2 separate regions of the Homo sapiens genome follow, and region 2 is linked to region 1. A link is a contact called in ENCODE Hi-C or POLR2A ChIA-PET data. All regions are on one chromosome and are shown on one strand. The core of a region is the stretch at or near the end of the contact, and the rest is flanking DNA. Distances in the headings are between cores, read along the strand shown.

What was found. A loop is a pair of places that touch in the nucleus more often than their neighbours do. ChIA-PET counts read pairs that join two places held with the same protein, here RNA polymerase II (POLR2A). Pooled maps may share reads with other maps.
Region 2: a pooled map shows a loop between it and region 1 (2.8-fold over the local background). The contact joins two enhancer-like sites. A Hi-C loop is called at or near these places in 7 of 50 pooled maps. POLR2A ChIA-PET finds 5 or more read pairs at or near these places in 4 of 52 experiments (H1, MCF 10A, OCI-LY7 and 1 more).

Annotation. Positions count from the first base shown.
Region 1 is chr14:74,590,266-74,596,044 of GRCh38, forward strand. The region is part of intron 2 of LTBP2 (latent transforming growth factor beta binding protein 2); the gene reads right to left. Among named protein-coding and RNA genes, the nearest start is that of LTBP2, 19 kb to the right of the region's middle. Within about 2 kb of position 2,731, at least 8 of the 41 ENCODE cell types and tissues checked have a DNase peak (open chromatin) inside an H3K27ac peak, as active enhancers do.
Region 2 is chr14:74,943,213-74,948,454 of GRCh38, forward strand. PGF (placental growth factor) reads right to left here. Exons shown (of 7, transcript NM_002632.6): 5 at 3,167-3,196; 6 at 3,001-3,063. LOC107984690 (a long non-coding RNA gene) reads left to right here. Exons shown (of 3, transcript XR_001750826.3): 1 at 1-1,220; 2 at 2,028-5,242. Among named protein-coding and RNA genes, the nearest start is that of PGF, 9.8 kb to the right of the region's middle. RefSeq lists a silencer at 3,247-3,296. Within about 2 kb of position 3,304, at least 10 of the 41 ENCODE cell types and tissues checked have a DNase peak (open chromatin) inside an H3K27ac peak, as active enhancers do.

The DNA of each region.
Region 1 (5,779 bases), core at 1,481-3,980:
CCATTCAATCCAGCAATCCCACTACTGAGTAAAGGCAAAGAAGTCATTCTATCAAAAAGACACCCGCACGTGTATGTCTACTGCAGCACAATTCATGATTGCAAAGATATGGAACCAACTTAATGCCCATCAACCAATGAGTGGATAAAGAAAATGTGGTGAACCCCATCTCTACTAAAAATACAAAAAATTAACCAGGTGTGGTGGCAGGTGCCTGTAATCCCAGCTACTCGGGAGGCTGAGGCAGGAGAATCACTTAAACCCAGGAGTGAGCCGAGATCGTGCTACTGCACTCCAGCATGGGCGACAGTGAGACTCTGCCTCAAAAAAAGAAAAAGAAAAGAAAAAGAAAATGTGATATATATATACACCATGGAATATTACTCAGTCATAGAAAAGAATGAAATAATGTCTTTTTGCAGCAACTTGGATGGAGCTGGAGGCCATTATTCTAAGTGAAGTAGCTCAGGAATGGAAAACCAAATACATGTCATCACTTACAAGTGGGAGCTAAGCTAGCTAAGCTATGGGTATGAAAAGGCATACAGAGTGATACAATGGACTTTAGAGACTCAGAAGGGAAAGAGTGGGAAGGGTTGCGGAAAAAAAACTACATATTGGGTAAAATGTACACTACTCCGGTGATGGGTGCACTAAAATCTTAGACTTCACCACTAAACAATTTATCCATGTAACCAAAAACCATTTGTACTCCAAAAGCTATTGAAATTAAATATATATATAAAATAAGATCTTTCACTGTCTAGAAATCCAAGACCCCAAACCCTGTGAGCCAAGCCCCTACGGCACACCACGACTCACTTAGCTCTGGTTCTGCCTTGCTTGCTAATAATACATTCCGAAAACATGTAGTGAGCACCTTATCTTGATCAGACTGGGTGCCGAGGCCAGAAAGGTGAACAAGACTGGGCCCTGCAGAGGGAGAAGCCCTGGCCAGTGGGGGTTCCCACATTCCTAGAAACCATTTTCCAAGCAGGGAATTAGGTCTTCAGTGAGGGTTAGGGCTGGCAAACTTTGGTTGGTACAATGAACAAACAGCTCATGGGAAATGAGTGGTTAGGGGGAACTGTGGAAATGGCATTTAGTATATAATAGCCTAGTAAATCAAGTTCTAAAAGGCTTCCAAACCAGCCAGACGTGTTGGTGGGAAAAATCCCCTCAGGAAGGTAACCCTTCTGAATTAACCATGTAGGATGCTGTGCAGAGGCCCAATCTGCTGAGGCAGAGCCTCCAAGAAGTTTCAGGTTTTTGGAGGTTTAGAACCAGCTCTCGCCGGCTTCACTCGCATCCTCTCTTGTTTTCACAAGTCTCGGCAAGATGCCTGGAACTACCTGGCTTCCTCACGGAAATTAAGCATTGTGTTTTGAGCTGAGTGTTTGCATTATGGGATTGAAGTATGTAGACTCCTCTCCTCTCTCTCCATTCCCCCAAAAGTCACCCCTAAATGGTCCATGATGGTGGCTTCCAGTGCCTGTCTATGAATGGGACAGTTCTGACAGTTTTTACCCATCTGCCATAAAGTCAGGAAAAGAAACACTTTCCTGGGTTGTTTCTTTTTCATAGGCTATATTTTTCCCATCTAAAGAGTGTCTTTTGAGATGATGTCTTTTCTACATTTTTGGAGTTAAAATGTTCTTTTTAATTAAAGGTGATGACAAGTGGTAATTAGTTTTGTTTTTTGTTTTTTCCTGATGGCTTCACTTGGAAAAATGAAAAGCTGGCCACTGCATGTTGGTACTTAAGATATTTTTGGAAACATTACTGATGCATGAAGTCCAGTGACCCTTCGGGAGGGAGGGGCAATCGTGGTTGTGTGTCCTTTTGTTTAAAGGAGACTGAAGTGAAACATTCCTATGCCAAATGAGCATGATTTCAAAACTTAAATATCCAAAAGGAAATCGGCCATCTCAGAATCTCCAGTGGCAGAGGCTATTGCTTAGAGCAAAGAAGGAAACGCTGAGGTCCCAGGAGAGGCAGTTCCATGCGGTGCTGTGGGAATTTTAAGAGAGAAAACCTCCATCCATGGTGGGCCAGCGAGTCTTCATGTTTTGCCCTTGGAGTTTGATGCCTCCAATTTTTCCTCAATAGTAGAGATCCTAGAGGTGGGTGCGGTGGCTCACGCCTGTAATCCCAGCACTTTAGGAGGCTGAGGCTGGAGGATTGCCTTAGTCCAAGGGTTGCCCAGCCTGGGCAACAGACCAGGCCTTATACTTATATATTTTGTAGAGTGGGACCCCATCTCTACAAAAAAAACTTTAAAAATTAGCTGGGTGTGATGGTGCACACCTCTAGTCTTAGCTACTTGTGAGGCTGAGGTGGGAGGGATCACTTGGGCTCAGGAGTTTGAGGCTGCAGTGAACCATGATGGTGTCAGTGCACTCCAGCCTGGGCAACAGACCAGGCCTTATACTTGAGAAATCAACCTAGTATGGGTTATGTGGTTCTAATGAATCTCCACTTGATTATTGGTCCGTTTATCAAGCATGATACCGCGATGTCCACATTTAGCCTGCGGGAGTTGATCTGCAGAAGACGGAATACCCCCCAGCCCCTGGGACAGTACCCTCGGACAACCGGAAGACTACACTGTGACGAAGCCTCCTCGCTTGCCAATGCCAGTCTCTAGCCATTCGTAATTTGGGCTCCTCCAGGACCCTTTCTTTTCCACACCCCCCTGGCCCGCTCTTCACTGAGCATTAGAGAGGTGGAAAGTCCCAGCTTTGGGTGTTCCGCTCTGTGGAGTCAGCAGGACGCCAAAAGAGGAAGAAAACTCCTGAAATTGCTTTAAAAGCAAGAAATAAAAGGCATTGTTCCCCTAATCTCCCCATGTTCCTAGCTGAGCCCCTTCTCCCTTCACTCCACCCCAGAACAGTCAACAGAGGTTTGCTCAGATTTTCCACACAAAACCCCTACTTTTGGGAAGGGACCAAACTCAGAATGGGCAGGCCTGGGAGAGATTCTAGAAACAGCCCCTCCCGACCACCCCATGCAGGCTGCTCCTACCATCTGCTCAGAGCCCCTGCTCATTGGCTACTGGGTAGTAGCAAGAACACGGGGTCGGGGGCAGGAGGATTGGTTTGGTTTGACCCCAGCTCTGCTACATCTCAGCTGCATGACCTTGGACACATGTCATCTCGCTGAGATGTCTCCACCAGTGTGCCAGTGGCCTCGTCCACGATATGGGGCTGATAATTCTTGCTTCAAAGAGCTGTTGTGAGTGTCAGCTGAGCACCTGGACGTGGGTGTACTTTGTACTCTCTAAAGCTGTGCTGTTCAAGAGAGTCTCACACTGTAGCCACGAACTGTATGTGGTTATTTAAATTTAAATGGATTCAGATTAAATAAAATTTAAAATTCAGTTCCTTCAGTCTCACAAGCCATATTTCAAGTGCTCGATACCCACATGTGGCTCAGGGCTACCACACTGGACAGCAAGATATAGAACATTTCCATCATCACAGGAAGTTCCACTGGCCAGCACAGCAAAGCCTAAAACAACAACAAAACTAACCACTCCCCCAGAGGCCAGATGGCCTCTGAGCTTCTTGGCTATGACCCTTTCCCCAGGAAAGGGCAATGTCAACTCAGGCCCTCAGGATAAAAATCCAATCTAGCTTATAGGGCTGTTGTGAGGATTAAAAATGAACAATATGAAGCGCTTAGAATGGTACCTGGCGCACAGTAAGAGCTATCACGTTCATATCATTCATCCCCAAAACCAACTCTATATAGATTGTTATGCCCATTTTATGGACGAGGCCCTGTGGCTAGAAAAGGCCCAGTCACTTGCCCCAGGACACAGAGCTGGGACTCAAACACGTCTCCAGGGATCAAGCCCTGGTTACAGAGATAAACAACCAAGGGCCATGGTGCTGGGTGGGGACTGCTTTCTAGGTGTCAAATATAGCCAGGCCCCTCCCCACTGCCACCCTACCCCCCGGGCAAGGCGTTTGTCATCGGCTCTCTCTCCTGGGCCCCAGAGACACCTTTGCCCTCCATCTATGACCCGTTAGATAGAGGAGGCACCAACTTCAGGGTGGGCCCCTTTAGCCTCTCCCTTCCTCAGTGGCTTCCAGTGCCACCCGCTCTGGTCTGGGGGAAGAACTTCAACTCCAGACTCTGGGCCCAGCCCCCCATTCCTGAAGCTCAGCTGCTTCCCAGGTTAAACCTCCATTTTCCCTAAAATCTGTGCCAGTGGGATGCTAAGACCCTATCCACTGAGCCACCCGATCCCCTCCTCAGGCCGGGGCCCTGTCCCCTTTCACAGCTAGAGGCCTTCGCAGACGGGACAGTTTGCACCTCATCCACAGTATTTACCTCAGACACCCCTGGGCATCCAACTTGGGACCCTCACCTGGAGACCTCAGTTTGTCCCTGGAATCTGCTTACTGGGGGGTCCACCTGTGGCCCTGAGCTGTTTCTCCACAACCTTGACTTTTGGTTTCCACAGGAAGGAGAGGGACCCTGATGTCAGAGATCCCCTAGCCCAGGGAATCCCTGTCTGGCTCACACCCACACTCGGAATCCACCCTCGGAATCCACCTCAGAATCGCTCTCTCCACTCTCAAGCTCTGCCCAGGGGCTGTGTCTCCCAGGCCCTGACTGAGGACCCGAGCCCCCAGGCTGTGGGAGAAGTCAGGGCCTCAGGGGCTCACCCAGCTCCCACACAGCTGTGCCAGGACCATGGCTCAGGACGGCTGGAAACTGCACTGGGGCTCAGGGGCCGGCCAAGTGCCCAGCTCCAAAATAGCAGTTGTGTTCGCATAAAACCTCCTAATGAGAGAAAGATGCCGTTCTTGGCCCCTCACTTGCTCTCTGCAGACGCTGTCTGGCAGACCAAGCGGGCCTCTACCGTTTGGGTTTGGCGGCTGGAGGGGAGGAAGGGGAGGTGTGAGTCAGACCTTGGCCCCCAGCCCTTCAGCATGGACCGCCCTGTTAATTGCATTAACAAATGCTGCAACACTGGGCCAGGTCAGGGCTGGGGAGCCGCGGGGCCAGGGGCTGGGGCAGAGAGCAGCCCCAATCCCACCGGCTCCAGCAGGCATGAGGAGGAAGACTCTGGGCCCAGCTCATGGCCCAGGGCTGAGAGGCCTAGGCTCCTCTCCAGCTGCTGCCCCAAAGCAGAGAAGAGTTGTCTGTCCATCCCCACAGTCCCAAGGCTTGTCTGGGAGGAAGCCTCAGTGCCAGAGGGGCCCCAGAGGTGAGACAGGCTGGGAGGGGTCCCTGGGGATGAGTCTTTTCCAGAGAAGCAGCTTCCAGGGGAGACAGTTCTAGGCTGGAGTGGAGCCAGCCATCCTCCCACAGCAGCACCAGCCCCGCGCCCAGGCCCAGGATGGTCGGGAAGGATGAGAACACCACCCCAAACACTGACAAATCAGAGAGGCCAGGGCAGGGGCATGAAGGACAGTTTGGCCCTGCAGTCGGAGACCCATGTTTGAGTTCTGACTGTGGGATCTCACCTGGGGCCAGTTTCATCACCTCTGTGAGCCTCAGTGTTCTTCTCTAGAAAACAGTAATGCATTCAAACGCACGATTTGCCAGGATGGCAAACAAGAGAGACTGTCCTTTTGGGGCTTACAATTTAGTCAGAGGGACTGTCACTCAATAGGTAAACAAAGAAGTGGAGCAGGATGGGCGTGGTTGCTCATGCCTGTAATCCCAGTACTTTGGGAGTCCGAGGCGGGTGGATCACCTGAGGTCAGGTGTTCAAGACCAGTCTGGCCAACATGATGAAACGTCTCTACAAAAATACAAAAAT
Region 2 (5,242 bases), core at 2,054-4,553, 350 kb after region 1:
CTCCAGGTCTACATTGCCTTAAAATTATTTTTGTGAGGCAGTGGCTGAGATCTGCTTCTCTGGCCACAACACATCTTGCTCATTCTAAATCCTCATAAAGTGCTTTGCTGCCAGGTAAAAGTATTCTGAGGACATGAAAAAAAGAACAATTTGAGATATTGATGTAGGTCTTGAGAAAGAAAATATGGCTAATGACTGGGTAACCAAGGCTTTCAACAAAACTGAAGAACAGCTTAACCAAATTGTCAGCCAGGATATCATGAGAAGTAATTTGTTCTTAGCAGAGCACCTTGAGATTTCTGGCAAATAACTTGGAAGGAAGGAGTTCAAGTAATTGAGTGACATCTAGTCTCATTTACTTATTTATGTGAACATGGTTTCTCAACCTTCTCATCAATAAAAAAATGATAAACAGGAATTAAATTAATGCAGAATCCTGTCTCAGTCTGGCAGGAAGTAACATTCATTAATGGATTCATTCACTAATTGAAACGAGGTAGCCACATCCATCTCATTGAGATGCATTCCCAATCAAATTGATTGTATTTTTATGTTGAACATCTATTAAAATAGGAAGTATTTGTGCTGTTTTGACCAAATGGTGCTACTAAGAATTATTTTGATAATTTATTCCAGGAGAAAATTTAATTTAGGTTTATGCTCACAGGAAATTTAAAATAATTCAAACTCATATATCATTTTTTTGTGGCAGATAAATATGACAAGGTAATCAATAAAAGACTTCTGAAAATTAAAAGTACTGTTACACTAGGCTGAAATTCTTGGGGGTGGGGAGTGAAATGGAAATACAAGTTCCAGGAAAAAAGAAACAATGTAAATATATAATTATGAAAGGAAGTGTTCCTGTATTTTTTTTTTTTTTGCTTGTTAATTTTCTTTTTTTTTTTTTGAGACGGAGTCTTGCTCTGTCCCAGGCTGGAGTGCAGTGGCGTGATCTCGGCTCACTGCAAGTTCCGCCTCCCGGGTTCATGCCATTCTCCTGCCTCAGCCTCCCGAGTAGCTGGGACTATAGGCACCCACCACCACACCCGGCTAATTTTTTGTATTTTTAGTACAGATGGGGTTTCACCATGTTAGCCAGGATGGTCTCGATCTCCTAACCTTGCGATCCGCCCGCCTTGGCCTCCAAAAGTGCTGGGATTACAGGTGTGAGCCACCGCGCCTGGCCTGCTTGTTCATTTTCTTAAAAGTGGATGATGGTGAGTATAACATTAAAATGGCGTATTTAATAGGATACACCTGGAGAGTGTTCTACAATAGCTTTGTATTAAAATATTAATAATATGCCAGAAATTATATCCTTTGTAATGACTTATACTTTTTTTTTTTTGAGACAGGTTCTTACTCTGTCACCCAGGCTGAGGTGCAGTGGATCTATCTCGGCTCACTGCAGCCTTGACCTCCCAGGCTCAGGTGATCATTCCACCTCAGCCTCCTGAGTAGTTGGGACTATAGGCACATGGCACCACGTCCAGCTAGTTTTTGTATTTTTTTTGTAGAGACGAGGTTTCACCATGTTGCCCCGGCTAGGCTTGAACTCCTGGCCTCAAGCGATCCACTCGCCTCGGCCTCCCAAAGTGCTAGAATTACAGGCATGAGGTACTGAGCCTGGCTTGACTTATAATTCTGATGAAAATGTTCAATGTCAACTTAAGAATGGGCAAGGGAGCACATGGGCTTTTGGAATTCTTTTTTTTTTTTTTTTTGAGACGGAGTCTTGCTCTGTCACCCAGGCTGGAGTGCAGTGGCGTGATCTCGGCTCACTGCAACCTCCGCCTCCCGGGTTCAAGCGATTCTCCTGCCTCAGCCTCCCAAGTAGCTGAGATTACAGGCATGCACCAACACGCCCAGCTAATTTTGTATTTTTAGTAGAGATGTGGTTTCACCGTGTTGGTCAGGCTGGCCTCGAACTTCTGACCTCAAGTGATCTACCCACTTCGGCCTCCCAAAGTGCTGGGATTACAGGTGTTAGCCACTGCGCCCGGCCACTTTTGAAATTCTTTCAGGAGATTCCCGAGTGAAATGTCTGAAGACTGCTGCCTTGGGAACAGGAGCCACGGGACACTTTCTGCCTCCGGCTGCCGGCGGGTAACTCGGGCCTGGATGGACTTCCCTGCCAGCTTGTTTCCCAAATTGCCGCGCGGGCCCAGAAAAGAGATGAGAGCATAAACCCCTAGGGGGCGCAGTCCCCAGGATCCCTGTCTTCATGGAGTGGGGCTCATGGGGTCAGGGCTTGGGTCAACTCCACTCCATAGCACGAAATGACTTCCTGGAGTCACGTGCGTGGGGGAGGCTTAGCCCCTGAAGGAGAGCCACCTCTCTTCAGTGACTGATTGACTGTGCACGTGAAATATTTTATTTTTTCTATTTACTCTCACAGATTTGGGTTTTCCCTCCTCTCATCCTTCTCTCCCAGCCACACTCAGGCCTGGGGCTCCATTCTGCTGCCCACAAGGTACGAAGTGGGTTAGAAGCAGCAAGGGGACCCACAGGCAAAAATACTCCTGGGAGACAGTGGCGAGGGGCACATGTTCCCCGGGGCTACTAGGAAGTGGCCCCAGATAACGTCTCAGCTGATGACAGACTTTTAATCACTAAAAGGTAAACACTAATGTGCAGGAATCCTGTTTGTTTGCTCACAGATGTACCTGACACACAGTAAGTGCTCAGTAAATGTTTGTAGAGTGACTGAATGTTTGCTGGACCTCCTGCCCCTCATTCTACACAGAGAAAAGCTAGGCTGACAAAGGTGAAATGATTTGTTGAAGGTCAATGGAAACCTAGGGCTAAGCCGGGACAAAAACCAAGGTCCACTGATGCTTCCTGGGCCCTAGAGTCTTGAGGAGGTGCAGCTCCCTGTTCTGCCCCCAAGACTGGCCTCAGTCCTGCCTCTCCCCCTCCCCAACCTAACCCTGGCGGCAAGGCGGGGCTCCCCTCGGGCCCAGCCTCCTCGCCATCCCTGGGACCCCGCACACTCACAGGTGGCAGTCTGTGGGTCTCTGCTTCTCTCTCCTCCTCTTCCCCCTGCCCTTGGGTCTCCTCCTGCAATAAGCCAAGCGTCAGGACAAGGTGGCTGGGGAACCCCATGCTAGGACAGAGGCTGGCAGGCCCGAGAATAGCCCCGAGCCCCAGCCAAACCACTTACCTTTCCGGCTTCATCTTCTCCCGCAGAGGCCTAGGGAAACAGACAGAGAGAGGGGCAGAGGAACGTTAGGAAAGCAATAAGTGGGGCTCCCTGCCGCCCGGACAGGTCCCCTCCGACATCCCCAGTCCTGGTCCTGCAGCTGACACTGAGGCCACTAGGGGGTAGCATGGAGTTGGCAAGGGAGAGGTGGCCAGAGCCTCAAGGCTTCACTCCCACTCCAGGCTCTGGTGACCCCACCACGAGAGGGACAAATCAACCTCCTGGGGACCCCTGCCACCCGCTTCTGCACTTCTCAGCCTCTTGGCATCAAATTTGGTTGTTTCTGTCTGTTCTCTGTTGCTTTTTCTTTCTCACTTTCTTTGCTGCTTTTTTCCGTTCCTTCCAGGGTGCATTCTGGGAATTTCCTCAGGGACAGGAGATGATGGCCAGACAGCGGACTGGCTGCCTGTCAGGGCACAGCCCCACTCCATCCGGAACAACATGGGGAGTGAGCGACGGGGTGGGAGGAAGGAGGGAGCATCAGCCCTGAAGTCACCAGGCATGTCTGGGCTCTGCCTCCCAGGGCTGTGGCTGTTGGCCCAGAAGCAAGAAGAAAGGTGTCCCTGTTGCCTGGCCCCTGGCAGGGGATAGGGCCTCAGTCTTCACTGGGAACAGTGGGTAGAGACATGGGACAGCATGGTAGCAGTCAGCTTTGGGGCCAGGACATGCTACCCTCAGCTGGTTCCTCCCTTGGGAGCCAGGGCAAGGTACCAGGGCCTCTTGGGACTGTCTGGTTGTACCTCTCCATATTGGGCAAGTGACAGACACTCTTGGAACCTCAGTCTCTTCATCTGCCTGCCCCAAAAGAGTGGCTGTCAGGGCAAAGGGGATGGAGAAGGTGACTCTGGGTCACCACCCAGCATTGCACCCAGGAGGGTTCATTACCGAGCTCTTGTTATATGGCTAAGCTCTGGCTTGGAGGGATGGGTGGAAACAAGTTGAGGCAGGGTCTCCAACACTCCAACAAAAGGGGCAGCCATAGCCCTGCCCAGGAGGCAAGGCTAAGCCTGGGGGCTATTAGAAAAGTGGTCATGGCCATGAAAGGTAGCCTGAAAAACGAAGGCTTACGAGTTAGGTCAGGGCCCAGAATCCCTCCTCCCACACTCACTAGCTGTGATAAATCATGAAACTGTATTGAGCCTTGATTTTCTCATCTGTAAAATGGGGATGACAATAGGGCCTACCTCCCAGGGTTGTTATGAGAGCAGGAACCTTGCTCACCACTGCATCCCATCAGGACAATGCCTGGCATGTGGTAGGTGCTCAATAAATGTATGTGACTAAATGAGAAACATTCAAGTGCCTCCTGCGGGGCTAGGCACAGAATAGGTACACAATAAGTGGTAGTCTTCCCTCCTGCCGCCCCTGGCTAGGGCTCTGGACTTCTAGTCTGGTGCCTTCATCCATGGCCCAGTAGTACCAGGAGCAGCAGCTCAGCCCATTTCTCTCTTCCCTGAACCTAGCTGGCAGTGCCAGGCCTGTTGCTCCTGCTAACCAATGTTCCAAGTGCCCCCAGCACAGGCAGCAAGACTGGTGCTGGTCAGAGGCTCTGTGGATTGGGAGGGGCCGTAGAGGGGTGCTGCAACATCAAGGAAGCCACAGTGTCACTCTTCTTCTGCCCCTTTTCTCCTACCCGAGCTTGTCCTTCTTGCTGCTTCTCAGCCCCGTTTGCCCGCTCCTGTGGGCACACAGCTTGCCCCAGAACGAAGTTCAGACTTGCAATGTCTTTGCCTCCAGGCACCTCTTTCAGAGGCCCGTGGCAGCTGCCTCCCATCCCAGAGAAGGGGAACGACACGCACCGAACCCCTGCGAGGCTGGGAGGGACCCACCCTCTCTCTTCCCTTGCAGTATCTCAACAGCTGTACCCCAGCTGCTGGGACCAGCTCCCTTGGCAAAACTGGCTGGTGGGGGGACAAAATGAATGGTAGCCACCCCTGGTCCTGCCCTCTTGGTCTCCCTCAGTCTGGAAAAAAGTTCAGCCCGCAGCGGGGATGGGCAGCCTTTGCCTCTGCCCTGGGACCCATCTTTGCTGAGGCT